3 separate regions of the Homo sapiens genome follow, and all the other regions are linked to region 3. Evidence: chromatin loops called from intact Hi-C (ENCODE). Cell type or tissue: PC-3. All regions are shown on one strand.

The links. A loop is a pair of places that touch in the nucleus more often than their neighbours do. Peaks named below come from ENCODE experiments on the same cell type or tissue, not always from the same donor. Only the 100,000 strongest peaks of a DNase experiment are listed, where the experiment ranks them.
Region 1: it touches region 3 in a loop (5-fold over the local background); 3 of 110 quality-filtered maps call a loop at or near these places.
Region 2: a loop joins it to region 3, with 5 times the contacts of the local background. A loop is called at or near these places in 4 of 110 quality-filtered maps.

What each region holds. Positions count from the first base shown.
Region 1 is chr10:109,425,750-109,433,749 of GRCh38, forward strand. No RefSeq gene overlaps it. Among named protein-coding and RNA genes, the nearest start is that of XPNPEP1, 490 kb to the right of the region's middle. In PC-3, a CTCF peak has its summit at 1,879 (motif pointing left); DNase peaks (open chromatin) are centred at 4,592 and 5,282; H3K4me3 peaks cover 574 bases; H3K27ac peaks cover 2,890 bases.
Region 2 is chr10:109,451,066-109,459,065 of GRCh38, forward strand. No RefSeq gene overlaps it. Among named protein-coding and RNA genes, the nearest start is that of XPNPEP1, 470 kb to the right of the region's middle. In PC-3, no CTCF peak of the experiment used is centred here; a DNase peak (open chromatin) is centred at 3,826.
Region 3 is chr10:109,770,327-109,778,326 of GRCh38, forward strand. No RefSeq gene overlaps it. Among named protein-coding and RNA genes, the nearest start is that of XPNPEP1, 150 kb to the right of the region's middle. In PC-3, a CTCF peak has its summit at 3,678 (motif pointing left); no DNase peak of the experiment used is centred here.

The DNA.
Region 1 (8,000 bases), 340 kb before region 3:
ACTATAGTTCCGCGAGTAAACATAATCAAGATTTGCTCAAAATTCCCTGGGCTCTTCTTTGGCTTTCATCAAATAGATGCAACTCAGTGTTATTTTGCCCTGTCCTCACAGTGCTGTACATATTAACCTTACTGCTTCAAAGAGGGAGGACTCTGAGCTGCTCTGCATGGTACTTAGGCTAGTTTGGATACTGCCAACATGAGCAGATCACGCCCAGCTGAGAAAGAACTAGAGCTGATGCCTAGTCCTATTGCTTCAAGGACCCTGGAGAACTCATTACCTTGCTTAACATATCTCTAGATCATTGAAACTTGACACAGTGACCCATAGGAACAAAGAGAAATGGCTCTATTCCAAATCAAGAGTCCCACAGACTCTTCAACAGCATTTTTAAAGAGATTCATTATTTTACAGAAATATATTCTTTATTAAATCCAAGAGAGGAGAAGAAGGAGCTTGGTTTCCTGCCAGTTCTAAAAGAGGAGGAAAGTATTTCAGATTGTCTAGTCCCTCACGTCTTACTGAGCCCAGGCTCTCTCCTACACAAGAGCTGTCCTGTTCATTTGTTTTATGAAAAGTACAGGCAACACTAAATTTTAGAATTACATTAGTGTGGAATTTTATTCTTTATGGTAAAAGCATTAAGAAAAACTGCTATTCAAGTTTTTCATCATATATAATGAAAAAAATGAATTGCCAACCTATTAGAGCTATTTTAATGTTCTCTAAGCATATTATTTGCACATTTGATTATAAGCCTTCGATAAGTGCTTTCTAGAGATATTTTTTTCTTAGCAGGAAAAAAAGAGACAGGAGGGTATTTATAATTATGGAAACATGCAGAATGTATTTAAAACATCCAAGGTAGGCAAGATTTCATAATGGCATGTATAAGGGATACATTGGACTAATTATTTCTTTCTTATTAATAATTTCTATTTCTATAAGGGAGATAAATGGAGAAATTTATCTGGAGATTACACCTTTAAATACTTTCATAAAAAGCAGTTACAAAAATGGCTTTTGAAGTCTGGCTGCAATTGAAGCAGATTTGGCCAGGCCATTTCCATCACAATAGGATTTTTGAAGAGAGTAGAGTGAAAAAAGGGCCCATTACAGACAGGTCACCTGATCCAGCCCTAGAGATAATGTGAAATTGTTCCCTATAGTAATGTCTGCAAGGCTTTATCCAGACTCGTCTGAAATGGATACCCAGAAAAATGCACTGTTCTAATAGCCCCCTTTATTTTTGGCTTGAAAGCCTATTTCCTAATGGCAGTAATGACTAGTTTGCTTGCCCATCTTTATCTTCCATGAACGATGTAAAAGAAAGCAGTATTTTGGAGCCACCGGCCATAGGGGATTGCTGCTCACAGGTCCTAAGTGATAGTGAGGTGGTAGCTGAGGTTACATCAAGTGCTTTTTAAGCCCCAACTCATCTGGCATCTAGCAGACTAAGATTTGCTCCACAGGAAGCCTGAGACAATGAAGAGGAGCCTGAAAACCATGGAATGAGGTGTATGAGCTGTTTCAAGGGTGATGAAGGTATCTTGGAATTGCAGAGACAGGTTCTTCTCCCAAGTCTCTTCTGTAGCAGAGATAACTACTCCTTAAGCAGGAAAAAGATCTGTGTGTTATGATCTGCACCACAGTTGCCAAATGTCACATTAATCCCTCTGTGATTCCATACACAAATCATATCCTAATTGTTCCACTACTGCATAGATAATTAAGTTATGGGAAAAATGTAAGACTCAAATGGTACCGTGTAAAAATATCACTGCCTGACATAATTCCAACAGGGTGGCATTGTTGCCACCCAGAGTCAAGGGATTTTCCTTGACATTTTACATTATTCAACACGGTGCTGCCATCTCCTGGGAAGGTTTTCTGGATTCCCTCAATTCCATAACCTTCTGTTCATTCCATACTTCTGATTTCTCAAAACTCCAGAAACCACCATCCTCTGTATAAGATAACAGACTCTGCCTTCCTCACCATTTCAGCAGACACACAAGGAAAAGAGGAACAATTTGGGTGGAGAGGGAACAGGGCAGAGAAATGAAGAGTCCTTGTCATAAGCAGGTTAGAGGGTCCCTATCAGGGGCAGGAATCACAACTTACAATCAATGTATCCTGACATTCTGAGTGTAAATTGTTTGGGTAAAACAAAAAGGCATCATTTGAATTAATGCTCTGGTTCATTGGAAAGAGTACTCAGAAATGCAGGAATATGTGGGTGGCAAGTGTGACAGACCCCATTTGGACTTTTAAAATTAAGTGAGGAGATTCTTAAGGCCAGAAAGTGAAGGCTGAGGACTAACAAGCAAGTGGATATCACCTTCATTATGATTTCAACATTAAACATTAATGTGACTTTATTTGTCTCCAAAGTCTCTTATAGATGACAACATACCAATTATGATCTTTCAAACTAGATTATAAACTCTTTGAATTTAATAATGGTCAAATTTAAGTGTTGCATATTTCACTTTTATATTCCCAAACCTACATCAGTATTTAGCCCAAAGAAAAAATCCACTAAATGTTAGTTGAATGACTTAATGAAATCCAGCCACAGGAACCAAATAGGGTGACAATCTCTGCTTGTAACTGTGTCTTTATACCTTTCTGCTAACAATTGTTGGGGTAAAAAAACTATAAGTGCCACTTATAATCACTGAATTCAGACAAGAAAGCAGTAAAGTTAGAAAAGGGGGAAGAAATCATTTAAATCAAGGGGGATACAGTGAAAAGAAGTAAATATTAGGCTGATAGCAATAAAAATATCTAGCCCTAGAAGCAAAAGCCTGACATTTTCCCAAGGAGTTATCCAAGCACTGTTTTAAACATTTTTCATATAATACCTCATTTAATTCTCTGAAATCTCTATGAACAAAACTATTATTTTTCCATATTTTCCAGAAAACAACACAGAACCAGAGTTATCTAGTGTCTTATTCAAGGTTTCACAGCTCCCTGGTGGCAGAGGCAATATTTTAACACAGGCTCCTGCCTGCAAGGTTTATACTTTCAAACTCTGCACTATGCTGCCTTTCAAGAGTGTTAGATCCCCATAGGAGATGCAGCAGATTAAGCATCTTCATTTCATTTACTAAAAAGATTTTCAATTATTTATCAATAGAAATCAGGGAAAAAATAACATGGCTTTAATTTCACTGAAACCTAGAATGCACACATACACATGCACATGTGCACACATACAGATGCACGTGTGCACACACACATCCATGTATCTTGGAGTTTAATGTCCGTTCTTTCTAAGTCTAGTATTTTCTTCTTCAAAATTCAAGGACTTCAAGGCTTAAGTACTATCACAAGATTTCTCTGTTATTATTCAAAGATTAGAAGTTCTTGGGCACCAGGAAGATAACTGGCAAAGTACTATTTCAAGTTCCTCATCACAATATTGAATAAAATCCCACATAATCAGAACCTTAGTCAAGTGGAGCAAATGTTAGCATGGGACGATACAATCAAATTCCACCCTTATCTCCATGCCTGCAAGCCCAAGCCTTTCCACACTAGAAAGGATTTACCAGTCTCCTGAGGGACAGAGAAAAGTAAACCTCAGAAAAAAAGAGTGCTTAAAATGGCAGGAATATCAATGCCCCATGGTGACTGTAGCAATGCACAGAATTTACTGCATCCAAGGCATGTGCTTCAAGACATTAGAAAGTAATATCAAATGAAAGGTGTTTATTGGACTGGCCTCTGAAACAGACAAATGCCCAACTGCATAGCTGATGAAAAAATTAGCCTGCTACTAAACACTAAATGGATCAACAATCTATTAACTCTAACCTTGTTAGCAGTGAGCTTGCAGTAGAATACGTGACCTGCCTTTTTAAACAAACTTTCTTCAATGTCTATCTTGGACTGAAATGATTTTCTTTTTCCAAATTCAGCAATGATATACTTAATATTCCATATTAACTCAAAATGACCTTGTCCCTTTCTTCAAAGGCTATTCACCTTCAAGGCCTTTTGAGATCATTACATATGTACCATTTTATTCAGGTGATAATAATATTCATTTTTATTGTATGGGCAGCAACCACAGCAGAGGCTCAGATGATATTCAGTGAGTCTCTACAGTCAAGATGAAATGTTATGAAGACCTTGATGACAAATCATCATCTCAAAGTCATTGTCTTATCAGCAGAAATATTCTCATCCATACGCACCTATAGGCAAGAGTGAGGGCAGAGTCAGCAAACACCCACACAGAAATAGTTCTGATGGGAAGGCAGGGAGAATGGGAATAGGTTAATGGAGAGGGTAAAGTTGTAGGGTGAAATCTTTATATTCATGCAAGTTTAAAAAAAACAAAAGCTTATCGTGTAAAACAAAGCTATGTTGGGGTGGAAATGAGGGAACTGAAAGTAACCTTGATATAACAGGCCCTATTTGTGAATGAGAAAAAGACTGTAAAAGCAAGTATAATATTCCAACGATCAGGCAGCCACCAGGAACACTGCCCAGAGTGAGTGCATTTCAGCCAGACCTCCAGAAGCAAACATTAGTTTCTCTCCAAAGCAAACCTACATTCCTGCAATGACTCAAACCTACTCACCAGAAAGCTCCGGAAAAGGAGGTTCCAATGACTTCAGTCTTAAGAAGGCAAGAGAGAGAACAAAAGTTCTGAAGTAAGTTCTATTCCCATAAAACGAATGTTAAGTAAAGAAAATCAAGTGCTAGACTAAAAGCCAGGAAAAGTGAGGCACAGCAGTAAGTTTAAGGCCAGAGCTAAGGAAGTACTCCACAGAATTTAGAATGAACAAATACTGAAATGACTGTCTAAGCAGGTTTCATAAGCCCTTGGAGCGAGGTAGCAAATATGGCAGGAAAGAAAGTGCAGGCCATCCTTAACATCAGGCAAGTGTTTCTGGGGGCTTTTTAGAATGTAAGCGAGGAAAGAGGGACAAGCTCATCTTTGGGAATTGAAAGACTACTGAGTCTGCAGAAATCCATGGGCTGAAGCACCCAGTACTTAACAACTATTTTTTCAGGTTTTATGCCAAGTACTAAAGAATCAAAATTGGAAACTCACAATCTCCACTCTCAAGAGTTTCTAAAAGTCAAGAAATGAATGGTCTGACTTCTATATGAATGTGGCCACTTGTGACAAAGTGGTAGAAAAACTGTCCCGGGTGGTTTAAACGGTTGATATCAAGGCAGGATCTTTCTCTATGAATGTCTTAAAAAGGTATGGTGATTAAAAGAGAAATGACTATTAGACCTTTCCCCTGTGAAACCTGCTGGGAAGTTTAGTCATCCTAAAGTTTGCTTTGTATCATGTGGTATTTAGAAACTCCAAATTAAATCTATTCAACTGACACATTCTCACCCTGTTCTTCCTGCTTATTCAAATTTCTACACCACACCTGTTTCTGTTTAGAAAGTAGGCAGAATGTAAGTTATTACAAACGTGATATAAATTTATTTACTTTATGTCAGATACAGTATAACATATAATGGGAAAAAGCAAAAAAAAATAAGTTTTAGAATGAGACAGGCTATGTAATTAATTTCAGTTATTTACTCAGTAAATAATTTTCTTTTTCCAAATTCACAGAAAGACAAATACCATATGATCTCAATTGTGTGTGGAATCTAGAAAGTCTAATTTACAGAAACATAAAGTGATTAGTAGGTGACTATCAGGGGCTGGCCCAGCATGTGGGGGCAGGGAACGGAAAAATATTGGACAAAGGATACAAACTTTCAGTTATAAGCCAAATAAATTCTATAGATCTAATGTACAACATGGTAATTATAGTTACTAATATTGTATTATTTACTTAAAAAGCATGGTGATAGATATGTCGATTAATTTGATTGTGGTAATATGTATATGTATACCACATCATCATGTTTTTTGCCTTTAATCTATACAATTTTTATTTTTCAATTATATCTCAAGCTGGAGAAAACAAAGATTTGAAGCAAAATGTATTAGAACATATTTTTCAGTGTAAGTGACATTCTATGCAATTGGATGGAAGTGTAGAAGTATCTAATATTTTTTGGCTTATAGTAATTCCTAAATTCTACTTCAACAAAGAAATACCATAAAATTTTAAAGATTACCATATTCTAAGAATTTTTTATATCAAGTGAATACAATTACAACCATTTTCTGGGAATTATTTTAAAGTGACAGCCGATTTATAGTTACTAAACTCATTTCTAAAGTCCCAGTTTCCTAAGAAGCACCAAGATTACATCCTCATCATGACAGACATGTCATTTCTACCCCAGAAAAACCAAGTTTATGTTCTACGCTCATTTATGCTCTATTCATTTTACCAACTGAATTATAAAGTAAGAGATTCCCTTTTATTATCTGCTATGATCTGATGTTGACCATTGGTAATGAATTTTAGAAGCCAGTTGGATAAGTGCACAGAGGAGTAATTATTTAAAATAAAAATTTTCCCAGAATAACTGGTACTGAAGTGGATGGCATGTCAGAAGATAAGTGATCTCAACAAACCCATTTTCATTAAGGAAGAGGGTGAAGAGATTTCCTAAGGGAAATCATGATTACTCAGTATCAGCCATGGTAAAGTTCCACAGTGATCCACAGCTTGAATAGTCTGAACTTTCACCACGCTTGCTTACCAAAGTCATAAGCTAGGACCATAGTTTATCCATCATGGGGAGCAGCTTAGCCTAATAGACTGAGTAGCGTCATGCCAGCTGGACTTTGGGCAAGATACCCAGCACATTAGACTTATTCATAAAAGTCAGAGAATTTTACACAACCCCAAACCACAGGGCAACAGCTGTACTGTTAGAAAACAACAAGATATTGGGTTCAAGGCTAATCCTTATCATGCAGCTGAAGTTGAAAAAATAAAGCAAAACCAAAACTCACACCTCAGAATCTGCACCTGATAAACCTGGGGCATCAACTGGCTATCAGCAATATCATCAATGGGGTAATAGCAGAGGCTGGAGATTAAGTATATAGATTTTGAATTCAGGTTGTCTAGTTTGGATTGTGACTGTGCTACTCAGTAGCTGTCTGTCCATGGGAAATTATTTTACCTCTTCAGGCCTTAGTTTCTTTATGTATAAACAGGAATTTCTGTACTAAAAACTTCATAGCCTTGTAGAAAGGATATAATTAATTTAAAGCTTTTAGCACAGTGAGCATCATGCAGAAGTAGTTAATAAATGCTAATCATGATTAAGTTTATTATTTTACTATTATATAATGATAACCATCTAAATATATTAAATCCACCCAATATTTCCTTTTTTCTTGAAACCCTTGACCATGCAAACATGCCTATGAGCCTACAGTCTGCTTTCTATCTCAGTATAGATAACGGCAAAGGAACTCACACAGTAATGCAGTATGTCTGGTGGAAAGAGAAGTCCAGCCCCTCTGCCTGACTTCCTTTGCTTTTCATCTCTTTAATCCACCACCACTAAGCCCACGGGTCTCCCACCTGCAGATTCAGTTCTGCTCTAACTCTATGCTAAACTAGGCTTCTAGCAGAAAAAAAAAATATTCATTTTCACCCCTTTCCCTTGTTCTCCTCCCCAAATCTAGTGAAGCTTAACTAAGACCAGCCCATTCTTCTTATTAGGATTTCTAGAAAGGCAAGGTTCAGTGCTGACCACTAAGCTCCTTCACTCTCTAGCCACACTCCTTGTTACTCTGACACTATTGTATGGCTTCTAGTTCCCCTCCTGTGTTCCAATCCTATTCTCTGTGCTCAGGCACCAATCTCTTGAGCAATATTTTCTATCACTAACTACCCAGTACCCCCAGTTTATAGACTATGACACCACATTAGTTCTTTCAGAAATGAGAGCCAGGCACTGTCCTGAAAATTTATGCACAGCTTTCTCCTTGCACTCTTATATAGCATGGAATGACTCAGAACAAATGTATCAGTCCTCTAAATGAAATTTCTGAACTAAAGAGTTCCACAGGATGATTATTAAAAAATGTGTCTGTA
Region 2 (8,000 bases), 320 kb before region 3:
CACAGTTTAATTCAACAGTAATTACCTTTGTACAGTGAATAACAATCCTAATTTATTAACTGTATATAAATAGTATATGACTTAATTTTTAATAAACACAGCCCGCCTCAGGTGCCAGTGAGGAACATGGGCATATATTCATAGAAGTTCCTGTTCTGCTTGAGCAAAGCAAAAGAGAAAAGTAATTCAAAGCAGGTCAAGATATTACTTTTGCAGTCAATAAAAAGTTATGAGCATGCTCAGATGCCGTTCAAAACATTCCAAGATATGTCCTGGCTTCCTTGAGCCACCCACAGTTCAACAGCAGACAACAGAGAAATACAATAAGATGAAGGCATATATCAGAAATAAAATATGTATCAATAAGAATGTGTTCACCACAAGTTAACTTTGAAAAAGCTTATTAAAAAGGGCTTAAATAATAAAGTTATATTTTGTTTACTTAATAAGGAATTTGAAAAAAGTAACTCAGTGCAACAGCTCAATAACATCTCAAAAATCCAAGTTCTTTGTGTCCATTCGTTCTGCCATCCTCATTCTTACATCTGTGCCTTTATCATCACAAGAGGGCAGCCACCGCTCCAAGCACATTCAAGGCAAAAGACTGCTTCCTAATAAGAAATATAAATAAAACCATCTATGAGCCTAAGTAAATGTCTCTAGTTTTATGGTCCAGTAAAGGAATTATCCTTTTTGGAGTGCTGAGTAGGTTGGGAAGATAAGTAACTATGTAGGTGAATATATACATACATATAGGTTACATAAGTAGAATAATTAGGTAGATAGATAACATTTAACTGTGGACCTATTTGCATTTTCCAAACCTCTCAGGAATTATCCTTTTCTGAACCATAAGACTAGAGAAATTTGCTTAGGTTCATTGATGGTTTTATTTATAGCAACTATAAGCTATTAGGGAGCTTTTCCAAACTTTTCAGAAAATGTTTGTCTCCCTTCTCCCTCTGTTGGCTACCCCAGCAGAGCTTGTCTTTTGTCTCATTGGCCGCTAGGGCACAAGGCCACCCTTACCTACAAGGGAGACTAGGAAAATTAATATACGGCAAAGGACACAGTGCCAATTGTTACTGTCACTCCACTCCTCACCCTCAAATACAAACCATGGTGTGCCAGCAAAGAAAAGGAGAACAGACACAAAGACTTGCTGGGGTGGCATCTGAGACAGATAATGTCTCCATAGAACATTCACCCTTGATTCTGTCCCCTAATCCAGCCATACAAAAAGTATTTCTCACAGGGACACAAAAGTGAAATGTTTAAAATTGGGTTATGGCCCTCTATAATGTCTTCCTCAAAAAGTGAGAAATGTGTCCCCAAATCATGTATTAATTTGAAACCCACACATGAAAATAATCCAGACCTTTTCAAATGGGTTCCACACAAGACTTGTCTAGCAAATGCTGGAGGCCAAGGGGAATTCACATTTTTATATAAATTTGAAAATGCTCATTGAGCATTAGAATACTAAAATCTATGATAGGTAATGGAGAACAAGTAAGCATTGTTTAACCCAATGTTGTCCAAACAACTACCACAATAAAAATACATCTATTGTTTCATGTAACACCTACTAATGTCCCACAGAATATAGTTTGTTAAAGACTGGCAAGTCACTTTTCTTATCTCCATTACCCTAGAAGATGAACATGAATCTGGTTCTTAACTTATTTTCTAAGGAGAGATCTGGTTATACCACTGATAGCTCAGCTCAACGGAACAGTGCTACTCACCAAAGTACTATTTTTTTTTTCTTTTATCTTTCCCTGAAACTAACCATGATATGAATCAGGCCAGAGAGGGTGAGCCATCTAAAACCTATCCAACTAAGAGGAATAAAGAATTTAACTATGTAGAATCCAGGTTGAAACTAAAGACACAGCACCTTGGATTCTAACACAGCAAAACTACTATTACTTGATGAGATTTAGAGAGATTACAAAAAGTGACAGCCTATTCAGACTGTGATTATTTCAATGAAAGCTTTCATTTCAGTGATTTTAAACAGGACACTTACACAAATCCTAGCTGTGAAAATGGTTTTCAAGAAGGGAAGGATCATGGAGTTAGACGAGATGAGAAGTCATGTGTTTTCCAGCCTGCCTGTCTCTTCTCCCTCCCTCCTCAATTTCACCATCCAGTATCCTAGCAAAGTTGGTGTAGGAAACTACAGTTGAGGAAAAACACTGTCAGAGGGCTCAGGTGTACTAATTCCAACCTCTATGGCCTGACATCTGAATGGTCAGAAACTATGATCTTTACTAAATACTCTAACCACTTTTCAAAGCCAGTTTTCCACTGCTTTTATTTGTTGACATGGTAAGACAGACCAAAATCATAGTAGATCCACTGGTAGGCATTGGGCTCAGAAGTGATATTACAGAACTTCCAAGTTCCTAAGAGTTTCTCAACAAGAGCTCCACAAAATTCCCTTCACATTGTAATGACTCTGTGGGAGGCACACTTTGATGTTCTCTGAACACAAACAACTCCATGCACCTTGAGGTAACAGAATATTTCACCGAGGCTGCTAAGGTTTTCCAACAAATAATAAACTCTGACCCCTGTCAGTCAAAAAGGCTTCCATCTCTGGGTCTAGCCACATGTTTCTGTAGATCTGAACAGCAAGGTAAGCTAGAGAGTCATAAGCTACAAATACCATTCTCAGTTGTGTGAACTTTCTAGAATTACTACATTCTGTATCCAAGCATTAGAACAGCTAAAGTGGGAATTTAAACATCTTCCAAACTGTCATCTGAGATTTAATACTACTCCTGCTGTATCACAGAACACTGACTGAGCAGGAAATTTCTTGGTGTGCTTTGTATTTCTCCTCATCAATCCTGCAACACCTCATTTCATCTTCTCAACATCTTTCTTTGCTATCAACACTTCTATTGATTAACCCGTATAACTAGGAGTCCCAAGTTCATCTTTAAGTTATTTTCTGTCCCTACAAAAGAATCTCTGCAAAACCAGTAGCCTTGTCCTGACTATCACAGCAGCACCCAAAGCACCTACATGGTCTTCACTCAGCACCTATGGTTAAATAAGCTAGTAAAAAACAATGTCGGGTTATTTTCAAACATTGTTGAATTAATAACTACAAGGTCCCATTTGGCTTCGGGGGATAACTGACTTACTCAGGAGCATTAATTTGTTCAATGGCTACAGAACTTGAAGTCAGGATTTTAACCCGCTCACTATTCAGCTAAAGATCCCATAATCTCCTCCAAACCACTCTGCTTTGGCTGTTGGACTATTTAGCTGTATTTGCTTCACCCGTCCCCATCTCCTGCCATACTTCTGCAAACTAATGTTACCGGAGATATTTGTGCTCTGTACTCACTTCCCATCCTTGGAGGTTTTCTAACTCTTTCAGCTTCTCACACAAACCATCAGGCTCTCGCAGGAAAGGCAAAAAAGCACAAGATAGAAATATACCCTCAGTGGCAGAGCCACATCTTCCAATCTTGGTGCCACTCTCTGAACAGTTTCTGGCACATAGGTTGTGTGCAATAAGAACTGATGAATCTGCTCATAGTTAATATGACAGCTACCTCTGTATGCAGCCATTAGCAGGAGATGTCATCATAACCACATCTCATGATAGCTCATCCAGAGACCTGTGAGGACAGATAGTGCAGGACATCTCCCAAGGACAGAGAAGAAACCTGAATTCAGAGATCACAACTCAAGGTTTGTTGACAGAGCCAACTTGAACACAGGATTTCCTGTAACAACCTCCCAGCTTCCATCTCGAGTTTCTATATGATGAGCTGTTGCTGATCCTTAAAGATCAGTACATATTTACCTCCTGTGTGACAATGCCCTGGGGAATGTGAGCCCAAACTTGCTCTGCATTCTTATCACTTTTGTACATTCATTCTGTAACATTCATCACAATGTAATGGTCTTTGGTTAATAAGACACTCATATTAGACTGAGAACCCCCACAGCAAAACTTTTCTACTGTTATCATCTATGTCTCCCCAGTACCCAACACAGAGACTGGGTGCACGATAGGAGTTTGACAAAATATTGTTGACATTTTATTTCTGTTACACCATGCCAACAAGTTACAACCAAAATAAAATAAATATTCATAAATGCATTACTCTTTTCCAGATCTATTTGCTTGTTAAAAGGATAGCTGCAAATGAATCTCACAAACATAATTTGCACAAAGAGGTCAATAGCCAAAATAGTACATATTTACATGAAGTTCAAAATAGGCAAAATTAACCAGTGGTGTCAGAACTGCTATTATGATTTGTCTTAATGCAGTCTATGCCTGGGAACCAAAAGGATTCAGAAAAAGCAAGCCATAATTTTAAATGTCCACAAATTTCATTATAAGCTGACAATGAGCACAACTAAAAACGACACCTCTCTGGCAATGTTTCTGCCAACCTAAAACACCATGAAAGGTATCCTTCCTAGGTGTTAATGTTCTCATTACCTGGAGAATGAGACATTATAAAAATGGTCCTCAGCTACTGCAGACAAGCCTTTTTTTTTTTGTTAGGATGTTAAAGTTTCCAGGATCAGCTTAAATTATAACAGTTCTCTTTGGTTTACAAGATGCATTTTCTCAAAAACCTAAAACCTCCCTTGAAAGGGCCAAAGACTGCTGCCTTTCACATACTCTTTGTCTAGCTGAAGCCCACTGGCACCCACTCCCTCAGTTTCAGCCTCCTGTAATGCCACAATCCCTCTTCTCTCTCCATAAATCCGGAAGAGGGCTTAGTCTTTATTTGTGCTCTTCACTGGTGGAATCAAGAAATGGGGGGAAATGGAGTTGCTGTCACTGGGATATTTTATCTTCCTAGGACCGATCACGCCAAAGATCAATAATTCATCCATAGGCTGGAAAGTGCCAGGTCTGACCACACTCCCCATTGCTGTGAGAGGGAGTTCTCTCCCCATAGCTCGCATTTGGTCAGTGCCCAGAAACAAGGACTACTCTAATGACATTGATCGTCCATTGAAATTCTCCCTTGTCAGGGAAGAAGGAATAAGGGGCGGGGCTCCCCTACCTAATTACCCTAAATATACAAGCCTTTTTGGTCTAACATGAGCCCACCAGAAAGTCTAGCAAGTAAAAGGAAAGTCCCTAGGAAGAATGCCCGCCTGCCAAAATTTAACTCTTTCATCTCCATTTTTCTTTGTTACACCCAGCTCTACCTGGTCTTCAACAACATATACCCAATGTGAGCAGGGAGACAAGTCATATTGCTCACTTCGAAATTTTTTTAGGATTGGGGTTTGGAAAAGATTCGGTGGGATGGAGGTAGATATTGCAGAAGGAAACATCGCTTCAGTGGGAAAAATGGGCAAAGGCTCCTGTGCGGTACCTCCCAGTCCAAAAGCCCCATCAATCCACATTCACGTTAGGATCACCCAGTGGGCTTTAACTCTTTTCTCCTTTCATTCACTTGCCTCCAACCCCATCACCTCTCTTCTATTCCTGCTGCTTTTGTGACCAGAATAGTGGACCAAGGCTTAGATGTGCAGAGAGTCGCCTGTCGGAGCAAATGTGACGCTGATTGGCTTCAGCTCCCCAGCTGCAAATGGGTAGCTTTGCCGGGGTTTCTCTCTTGAGCTCCAGGCACTCTCAAGGATCCGGTTCATGTCTTCGCCCTGGCCCGCTTGGTATAGGGGGCGCACAGGAAGAGGCCAAGAAGTGGAAAGAACCTCATCTCGATGTCCCAAGTGACAAAGCCCCCGGGGCTCGGGGCTTTGGTACAGAGGAGCAGCAGAAGCCGCCGCCGCAGACGCCCGGATGCGGAGGACCCAGAGCGCTGCGCAGCTGAGGAGCACCTGGGGAGCCACCGCCGGCGCCAACTTTTGCCATCCCGGGAGCCATAGCGGCAGAGAGGGGGTCCCGGACCCGAGGTGGCAGCGAGGGGCTCTGCTTTGGCAGCTGTCGGGGCTGGAGCTCAGGACCCCAACTCCAGCCAAGTCGGGCCGCGGCGGGGCAGGCGTAGGCTGCGCAGGCAGGGGTGGCCGCGGGTGCTGAGCCAGTCGCCGCCGCGCAGGCGGGCGCTGGAGTCTCAGCTACCTGGCGCGACCGCCAGCAGCACCCAGCGCGGGGCCGGGAGCTGCTGGGGGCCCAGGCTCCGCTCTCCCCACCGCTCTGCACCGCTGCCGGCTGCGGACAGACCCGATGCGCCACCACCACCGCAGTTGCCACGACCCCCATGGAATCGCTGGCGCCTCCGCTCCGGTTCTCTAACCCGGCGCACTCTGGGATCCCAAAGCTTGCCGTGGGTTGGAGGCTTCCTACTCTTTGTGCGTTGAGGCTTTGACCTGACCCAGAGCGCAGCTTATGCCCTGGCTTGGGCAGAAAATAATATTAATTACTGATCCTTTGTGCTCCCGGTCCTGGCTTCCTAAAGCACTCCTCTCTCATTCAGCACCCTATCTTATTTAAAAGAGCACTTTCCTATTGGCCATCCTCTGCGTGCTTTGTAGTTATATATTTTAGCTTCCTCAAAACACTGCAAACTTATTGAAGGCAGGAAGATAAAATTGGACCCTCCATGAGACAAAGCACTATGTTGAGTTTTGCTCATCATTATAGCCCTGGTACTTTGAAATGTGCTTGGCACCGAGTATGACACATAGATATCAGGTAGGTACCCATCAAGATTGAGCTTGTCTTCACCATCAGGTCTAGCCCAGAGCTGGTGACATGTCCCTTGTAATGTCTTGGAATAAAACTAAATGAAGTTAGGTAACTTCAACTCTAGCACTGAAGTTAGGTAACCAACTAAATGAAGTTAGTTGGTTACCTAAATGAAGTTAGGTAACCAACTCTAGCACTCTGCCACTAGTTTGTAGAGGATCCTTGCTCAAGTATCTCTCAGCGGAACTGTAAAACGAAGGAGTTGGTTAAATGAGAAAGTCCGCTTCGGTACTTAAAATTCTGAATCATATGATAATATCTATCCAGCCCCTCCACTGCTACGTAAAAAGTTCAGGTGAAGATCTATGGTGGGTGAGTTTTAAATTACTAGGTTTTTCTTTAAAAGCCAAACCTTTTTCCTCCAGATTTATTAAGATATAATTGACACATAAAATTTTAGATAGTTGTGATGTACAAAGTGATGTTTTGACACATGCAGGCATTGTAAATGATTACATCAAACTAACACATGCATTACCTCCCAAACTTTTTTTTGTGTGTGTGGTAAGAGCGTTTATGGTTTACTTCTTTAGCAATTTTCAAGTAGGCAATACATTATTATTAATGACAGACACCATGCTGTACAATAGATCTCCAGAATTTAGTCATCCTGTCCTAGTGAAATTTTGTGCCCTTTAACCAACATCTCTTCATTCCACTTTTGGCCCCTGGTAACCACCATTCTACTCTCTACTTCTATGAGTTTGTCATTTTTAGATTCCACATATAAATGACAGCATGCAGTGTTAGTCTGTCTTAATCGCTTTGCATTGCTATAACAGAAGGCCAAAGACAGAGTGATTTATAAAGAAAAGAAATTATTTGGCTCACAGTACTGGAGGCTGGGAAGTCCAAGAGCATGGCACCAGCATCTGCTCACCATCTGATGAGGATCCTATTGCAGTGTCATCCCATGGAAGAAGGCAGAAGAGTAAGAGAGTGTGCTCCAGAGAGAGGAAGCTAAACTCATCCTTTTGCCAGGGACCCACTCCCTTGATAGTTAGTGCACTCCCACAATATGGGCATCAATCCATTCATGAGGACAGAGCTTCACAACCTAATTACCTCTTAAAGGTCCCAGCTACCAATACTGTTGCACTGAGGATTAGTTTTCCAACACATGACCTCGGGGGGCATACATTTAAGCCATAGCTAGCATTGTCTTTTTGTGCCTGGCTAATTTCACTTAGCATAATGTCCTACAGCTTTATCCATGTTGTCTCAAGTGGCAGGATTTCCCTGTTTTTAAGGCTGAATAATATTCCATTCCCCATATTTTCTTTATCTTTTTTTT
Region 3 (8,000 bases):
CCGAAAGGGTTCTGCAAAAATGGAGAAAATGATCTATTTTCAATTCCATGCCACATTTGTTCTCCTAGGTCCCAAAGGGAAATTGCTTGAGGCTGTAGTCTTACAGAGTCCCCATTACAATAACTCCCTTGTGATCTCCCCTAACCCTCTGCTACCTAGTCTCTCTCTTTCCCATCCCTCCTGCATCAGCCCACAAATAAATACCCTTTTGCCAAAAAATAACAACGAACCAAAAGTCATTCATTTCAAATCATACACTTCGTTCAAATCAAGCCTGCTATGATCCCAGCCAGGCCTCCCTCCTAAATGAGTTGAGGGAAGCAAGGCTGCCCAGACTAAAGTTGCATGTCCCCTCAAAGCCTTCCCTGCAAGGCTTTAACAAGTGAAAATTTGCTTTTTAGGAAAGTATCATTCCTGCAAAGCCTTGTATTTCTGTGTGACTTGAACAATGCCAGTACTATACTGCCCATAGAATGGTAGAGAAGGGATTTATTGCTCAAACGGCTTCTTGATAACTCATTGGCCTCAGCAGAGATATCCATAATTTATGGAGGAAGTGATCAATCACTAGAAAATACATCCTGCCCATTAAAGGAAGCTGTCAGCCTCCTGCCAGCCCATCTCACTGGACTGGAGAGTCTGAGCCAAGGGCACTTGGGACAGCCTCTTTCTGGCATTGGTTTTCAGGGAACAGAAAGAAATTTTGTCATTGACTCAAAAGCTCTAAGGCCTAAAAAGGAGCTGAGTTTTGGAAAATAGATTCACATAGGGGAAAATAGGAGGACAAGAGAGATCTGTCTTAAAGGGAGAAGCTTTCAACTATTCCTGCAGTAGATGGGGGTGCACGCATGAATCCATGAGTCTTCTATCTGTGGCCAGAAATAAGATTTGGAGATTAAAGGCTGGTGGTCAAGCTGGGGTTTTGGAAACATAGAGTGAGCAGCTGCTTAGCTATTCCACTTGCAAAATAAGAGGAAAGGCAGGATCGAGAGTGAAGCAAAAACAGGAGAGCAAGTGAAAGACAGATGCAACCAAAGAAGAAAAAAGAAGGCAAATATTTACTAATCAAAGAAGCAAAGGGAGTGAGAGGAAGTTGCCTAGAATCATAATGTGTCTGTAATTGCTCATCAGATCAGCTAACTTGGCCCAAATCTAATGTCATTCTTATTTTCAAATGCTCATGAGCTCTAAGGGATACCTGTTTCCTCTCTCCTGTGAGTTCTGAAAATAGAAACGCCCAGACATTTCATGTCACACTGGTTTGAGCTCCTGCTAGTTCTTCTTACCACACAGAGGCAGCTCTGAGTCCACTGTTTCCTGACCCACAGGTTCTATCTGTGAGTTCCTTGCCCTCTGGAGCAACTGGAAGACATTTAGTTCTCCTGCTCCCACTGAGGCATTCCTACAAGGGCTTCTGTGGATGAAATTGAGAAGTAGCCCCAAGAATTTTTGTGTCTTTCCCTCAGGGCTCTCAAAAGAGAAAGCATCTTTCCTCCTGCCACCCCACTTTCGATCTACTCACAAAGACATCATTTATACCCAGATATCATTGGAATGTCCTCCTCTCTGTATTTTTACATTTCAGTTAGGATCAAGCCCTAAGTCTAAAGAATGAATTGCTAAGAGTGGAATATTAGTGACAGCCAGTCTTATGAGTAGGCTGGACCCAGTGAAAGCATCCTTGATACGGCCTTTAACACCCTAAAGGATGTGGCCTCTGCCCAGATCTCTGACATATTCTACTACTTGTGACACTCATCTCCCTGCTCAAACATACTACCATCCCATCAGACACAGGGCTTTTGCACACACTCTTCCTTCCATCTGGTACTTTCTTCTGCAGCTCTGCACATAGTCACCAGTCCAGCTTAGTCTTCACATCTCAGCCTCCCTGCCTCCTCAGATGAGGTCAGGCCTCCCTACTAGAGGTTCCCCAGCACCATACGCTACTCCTTCACAGCAAGTATGATTCATTCCTTCTTTGTCCTAAAGGTCCTCATGTCAGAACACATATGACAGTTTCCAGCTGTCCCAAGAGGACCGGTATGACCAGGCTATAATGGGAGGAGGGATAAGTAGGCCAGAGAGGCAAACTGGCCAGATTAGTCAGGTGCATGAAAGCTTCATTCAGGATTTTATTCTGAGCACAATCAGAAAACACAGGAGGATTTTACACAGGGGAGTGACATGATCTATATTGATCTATACTCTAATTGAGTACTCCAGCTACTGTTTGCAAATGGACATAGGTAGAAGGCAACTTTAGAAGATGTTGGAAGGCTACTGTTGTGCCAGGGATGTTTTGTGGAGGTACAGAGGGGTCAATGGATTCAGTGTATGTTCCACACAATACACTGATAGATTAAATGGACTCAGCAAATGACACCACACAATATACTGATAGATTAAATGTGGTTCTTGAGGGACAGAGAAGAACTAGGATTGGGCTTGGCTAATTAGTAAATGCAGTGTTGTTTATTGACATGAAAAAGATTGGAAAAAGTAGCCGAGGGGGAGAAGTCAATGTTGTTTTGATAAGTTAGAATTGAGATGTCTTTTAAATATCCAAGTGGAAATGTCAGGAAAGCAGATGGAATTGCTAGGAAACGTTAGGGCTGGAAAAAGATATTGGGCAATGATAGACCTATGGAGAGGTTTGCCAGAGTCAGTGTTGCTCTTTGAGTACAATGGAATGAGGGGCTGACATCCATGAGGTTTGCAAGTGAGTGAACAGAAAGAACCAAGGAACCTACATGGGTGAGAAGAAAAAGAAAGACCTGAGCATAGTGAGAATACAGAAAAGTAATAGGGTAGAGGATTGAAAGTCACAACGAGGCTGTGTAATTTCTAAAGTGGGAGATCTAGAGTGAGTGAGATGGAAGGATATGAGGTGGTGCTCAGAGCAGAGACCTCTGCTATAGACCAACCTCATTAGGCTAGTTTACCCATTCCAAATCCTAAAACTTCGCTATGCTGGCATCCTTGCTCTGCTCCAAAATACCCTCCCTCCTTTTTAGGTATTAATCTATCCATGGATGTTGTCACACACTCTGTAACTTTAAACCAGCTTGATGTGTCTGAAGGCTGCACATAGGTTGACCACTCAATGGAGGTTGAAACGGTTTCAAAGCCATTTGTGGACACCTTCCTGAATCACTTCCTGTTGGCTGTTGCGCTGCTTGGTTTATGACCTGGTTGAACTCTGCTCAGCTCTTATGCTCTTTGCTCTAGTCTAGAGTCTTGGCTCCATCATCCATGCAAGATCATGCTCCCTGCTCTGCATTCTCTTGCATGGTGATGGCTGCCAGTTACTTTCTTGGAACTAAACCTCTGGCCAACATGGGACCCAGCTTGGTCTGCCTGCTTCTCCATGAGGGAAAGGATTAGAAAAGACCCACAGCTTCCTTCGTGATCCCCTTCCCAGAACGCCTTCTCTAGCAGACGCATCTCCATGCTGGCAAGCTCCTCCTCCCGTTTTCTTTCTACACTTGAGAATGTGTTCCCATCAGTTTTGTAAACACGTTTCTTCTGGCACATTTTAATTGTTTGTTGGAATGTTGTTGCACTCCTTATTTCTGTTTTTTAATTTTTGACATGTTTTTATGGAATTTTATATCCTTTTTGTTGCTCATTTTTATATGAAATTTGGTTATTTTCCTTCCTATCTTCATGGCTCTAGAGCTCCCTCTTCTGCTCTTCTTGTGAAGTGTTCATGATATGTTTTCCTTCCTGACAATCTCCTAGCTCTGGACTCCTCCCCTCCTTTCATGTAAACTTTGTTTTTTCTTTATCTCTATTGACCCCGTACTGCTCACTTTGAATCTTACTCCAAGCAGTTCCTACTCACTGTGGAGCTTTGTCTTAAAAGGGAGTTTTGTCTGGTTAGTTTAAAGCATTCGCAAGGTCCAGACTCTCAGGCCCCTTCAGATCTGACCACTTGCACACACTGCTAGCAGAGTCTGCAAAATTCTGAGTTTGGCAGTTGCTCTCAGGTTGGCCCTCTGAGGTTTCCAGTGAAAACCTGTCTGATTGACTGGGGGACTGTGACATACATTAGATACCCCATTGTTTTCCTTTGCTTTCACCAGTACAGCTTTGATACCATTCAGGTCTTGAAGGATCAGTGGTTTGTCCCTACCTACTCATATTTAGCTTTCATGGAGATACCTTATCAATTATTGTAAATGTTTATCATAGATTTGGGGGGCTTGGGATTTTTCTATCTAATTGCTCTGTTTAATTTTATGATGGTACTTGGAGAAATTAAATTTCTCAAACATTGTAAGTGGTAGACGTCAGATATAAATCCAGTCATTTTGCCTATGAAGTCCATACTACTAACCACTCTGCAAGGCTGCATCTAAGTGTCATTAGCTGTCAGAAGAATAAGTAGAAATTAAACAAATGAAAAATAGAAATAGACCAGTTCTAGGTTAAGAGAAAGGGATAGACAAAGGCCCTGGGGCTTCTGTGCTTTAGAGAAATGGAAAAAAGCCAGCTACAGCTTTGTGAGACATGGGAGCAAATCATGAAAGGATGCATGAAAAGGAAGCCAAAGCAGATAATTCAGGACACTGCAAGCCAGGGACAGGATTATTTTATCTTACATGCAATGCAAAGCCATCAGAAAAGCTGTAATGTGCATGCAATATTTCAAGAGAGCTCAGAAGAGGGATCACTTTGCTTCACTTAAAGAACTAAATTAGGCCTATAATCCCAGAACTTTGGGAGGCTGAGGCAGGCCTCGAGGTCAGCAGTTTAAGAAGAGCCTGGCGAACATGGCAAAACCTCGTCTCTACTACAAATACAAAAATTAGCTGGGCGTGGTGGTACACGCCTGTAATCCCAGCTACTTGGGAGGCTGAGGCACCAGAATTGCTTGAACCCAGGAGGTGGAGGTTGCAGTAAGCCGAGATCACGCCACTGCACTCCAGCCTGGGTGACACAACAAGACTGTCTCAAAAATAATAATAATTAAATTACATATCTCTGGAACTAAAGAATGATTTGACCACAGACAAGATGGGCAAATGGCGTGGTATAGTGCACTCATGGCCCACTAGGAAGTGAACCAAGACAGGAGTGAAGATGGTACCTGGGGGGAAAGTCATGAGATAGGAGGCTGGAGAACATGGATACTCAGGGCCAGATTGAGATGGCCCTGGGCAGTCCTTTCTTAAGGCATTCCTGGGAGCAATGGCCTTCCTCCACATCAGTTGCTACTGGAAGAAATGCAGAGATAGAGCCACGGAGCCTGTGTCATAATCAGAACTTAAAAAAGCTGCTACTTCAGATTGAATAGAGCTGCACATTTTTACAATTTTCACAATTTTTACAATTTTCAGAGCTCTACATCAGAAGGTCAGCCACATTCACCTGTCAAGATATTTTGGGCAGTAATGACTCCCCTTTCTTGCTATTCTTATCAGTTGCCTTTTGTTATAGTCACTGGGGCTTTGTGAGCTAGCTTTCTCATAAGTCTTCTGTATAATGTAGTATTCGGCACTTTTCCTATTCTCATTCAAACTTCAGCAAAAATATCAGGGAAAATGGGGGAAAGGATGATGCCTGCAACTTGAGTATTATTTTTATCTACATCACATGGAGTGAAGTTGCTTAAACGCTGTAGAACTATGACATAGTTCTGGGATTTCATATATTCAATATGTACATAAAGCAGGACCACTTTTCTATACTTTAGTGACCATTTTACTTCTAGCGCTGCTTTAGGCTTCCATTTAAAATTCTGATTCTTAATCTAAGTTTGAAATCATTGGGAATTATTTGTGGAAAGGCCAGTGGATGGTGAGGCATTAGGCCAAAGGGAGGTCAGGACCCGTTGAGTCTGCTAAGGGCAAGGATGTATGTAAGAGCACAGGTGTGAGCCATTAGCAGCCAGCACCTGCAGCAGCTGAGGCCTAAGTGTATCAGCCTGGTCGAGGGAATCTGGGTGGGGTACGGGAAGCATCTGCTCTGTGGGGCTTGGATGGGACAACATCCCTAATATTTCTCACAATGCCTTTTCTCTACTCAGTAACCCCACGATCTTTTCAGAAGTGTTAACAAAGCCTGTGACTTTTATTTGCTCTGATACTGTTTCTTGATGGCAGTGCTCTGAATGGGGTCTCAGTCCTAAGGCTGTGGTCTAATGGCCATGCCTTTGAGACAGTAGCAGTTTCATTTTCCAACCACGAAAGTCCAGAATCTCTGGAATCTCTATATTCATCTGAAACTGTTCATAAACCTTCTTTCCTGGAGCTAATCCCTTTCTTGTACTACTTTATCAAATGTACATGTAGCGACTGGCTCATACTTTCAAATTCTGCTTCCAACTGACTAACCTGATGCTCAAGTTCATTTAGAACACTTTCTGTTTTCCATATTCCACAGGCAATAGTTTCACAAAATGTTTGCCAGCACATGAATTACCATTCTCCCAACATCCTATAACAGTCTCTTCACTGCCATCTATCCACCAAGAGGCAATGCAAATACTATGGATATATAATTCTTTGGGACCAACAGTAGTAATTACCACAGTCTATTGCCCAAGCTGGACAAATGGGAATTCTTTTGATGGGGATAGACATCAGAAGTTACCTCTGTGGATGTGATCTGGATAGCTGTGGCATAGCCCCTTCTACCATGTGACTACCGGCAAAGAGAGCCCATCTGTAGACATAGAGAAATAAAGCAGGTGAACAGAACAAAGCAGACATGTGAGAGGCACAGAGAGGCTTCCCTGGATTCTTGGTACCTGACAATTTTCCCTTTTCTGGAAGGGTTCCAGCTCCTTCCATCTCAACTTCAGCAATAATAATGGAAACTTGAAAAGGCTCTCAGAAGACCATCTCCTTCAGGAGCCTCCCATACTCTAAAAAATGAGGCAGCATTTCTCTCCTATTGACTATCAGTCTGAATCCTTTGTAGAATCACTTGCATTAACATCCGCAGTAAATCCAAGTATGGGGGAGTGGAATTTCTTCTTGATTTTTTGTCATGTTTTAAATACAGCTTTGTTGTTGTTGTTGTTGTTTTTAATAGAGTTCAGGAGTAGAAACTTTGGAATCAGAAAGATTTGAATTTGAATCTGATATAAACAACTTGCTTTTGGTGTATCTTATAATTTTAGGCAATGTACTCAACCTTAGGCATTTTTTTTTTTTTTTAGATGGAGTCTTGCTCTTGTCGCCCAGGCTGGAGTGCAATGGCATGATCTCAGCTCACCGCAACCTCCGCCTCCTGAGTTCAGGCGATTCTCCTGCCTCAGCCTCCTGAGTAGCTGGGATTACAGGTGCCCACCACCATGCCTGGCTAATTTTTGTATTTTTAGTAGAAACGGGTTTTGTATTTTTAGTAGAGACGGGGTTGGCCAGGCTGGCCTGGAGCTCCTGACCTCACGATACACCCACCTCGGCCTCCCAAAGTACTGGGATTACAGGCGTGAGCTGCCATGCCTGGCCACCTTAGGCAATTTATTTAACCTTCCTAGTCCTCATTTTTCTCATCTACCAAGTGAAGATTATAATATCTACCTTGGAGTTGTGAAAATCATAAGATAATGTCTACCAAGTGCTTAGCACTACTCTATGCTTACTGTATAGATTAAGTCCTTTTTTTTTTTTTTTTGCTTTCCTGCTGTTTTCCCTTCTTCTTGCCTTGTGTAATAGCTTTGCACACAGTAACCCCATGCATGAGACTTCTTTTCATGAAGGGGATCATGTCATAATTATTCCAACTTCTAATGATCTTTACATTAGTCATGTCCAAATTCCCCATTGGACTAGAAAAGTTCCATTCTTCTGTTAGCATTTGAGGTTTGTGTGTTATGTCTCCCTAGAATGTTAGAGCCAATAAGGGCCTTCAAGTTGGTCCATTTATTGTAATCTTTTCATTTTATAGATGAAGAAACAGTGATCACAAAAGTTAAGATGACTCGTTCAAGGTCATTTGGCCAGGTAGTAGCAAAGCACAGATTAACATCTATTTCAGTCCTTCTT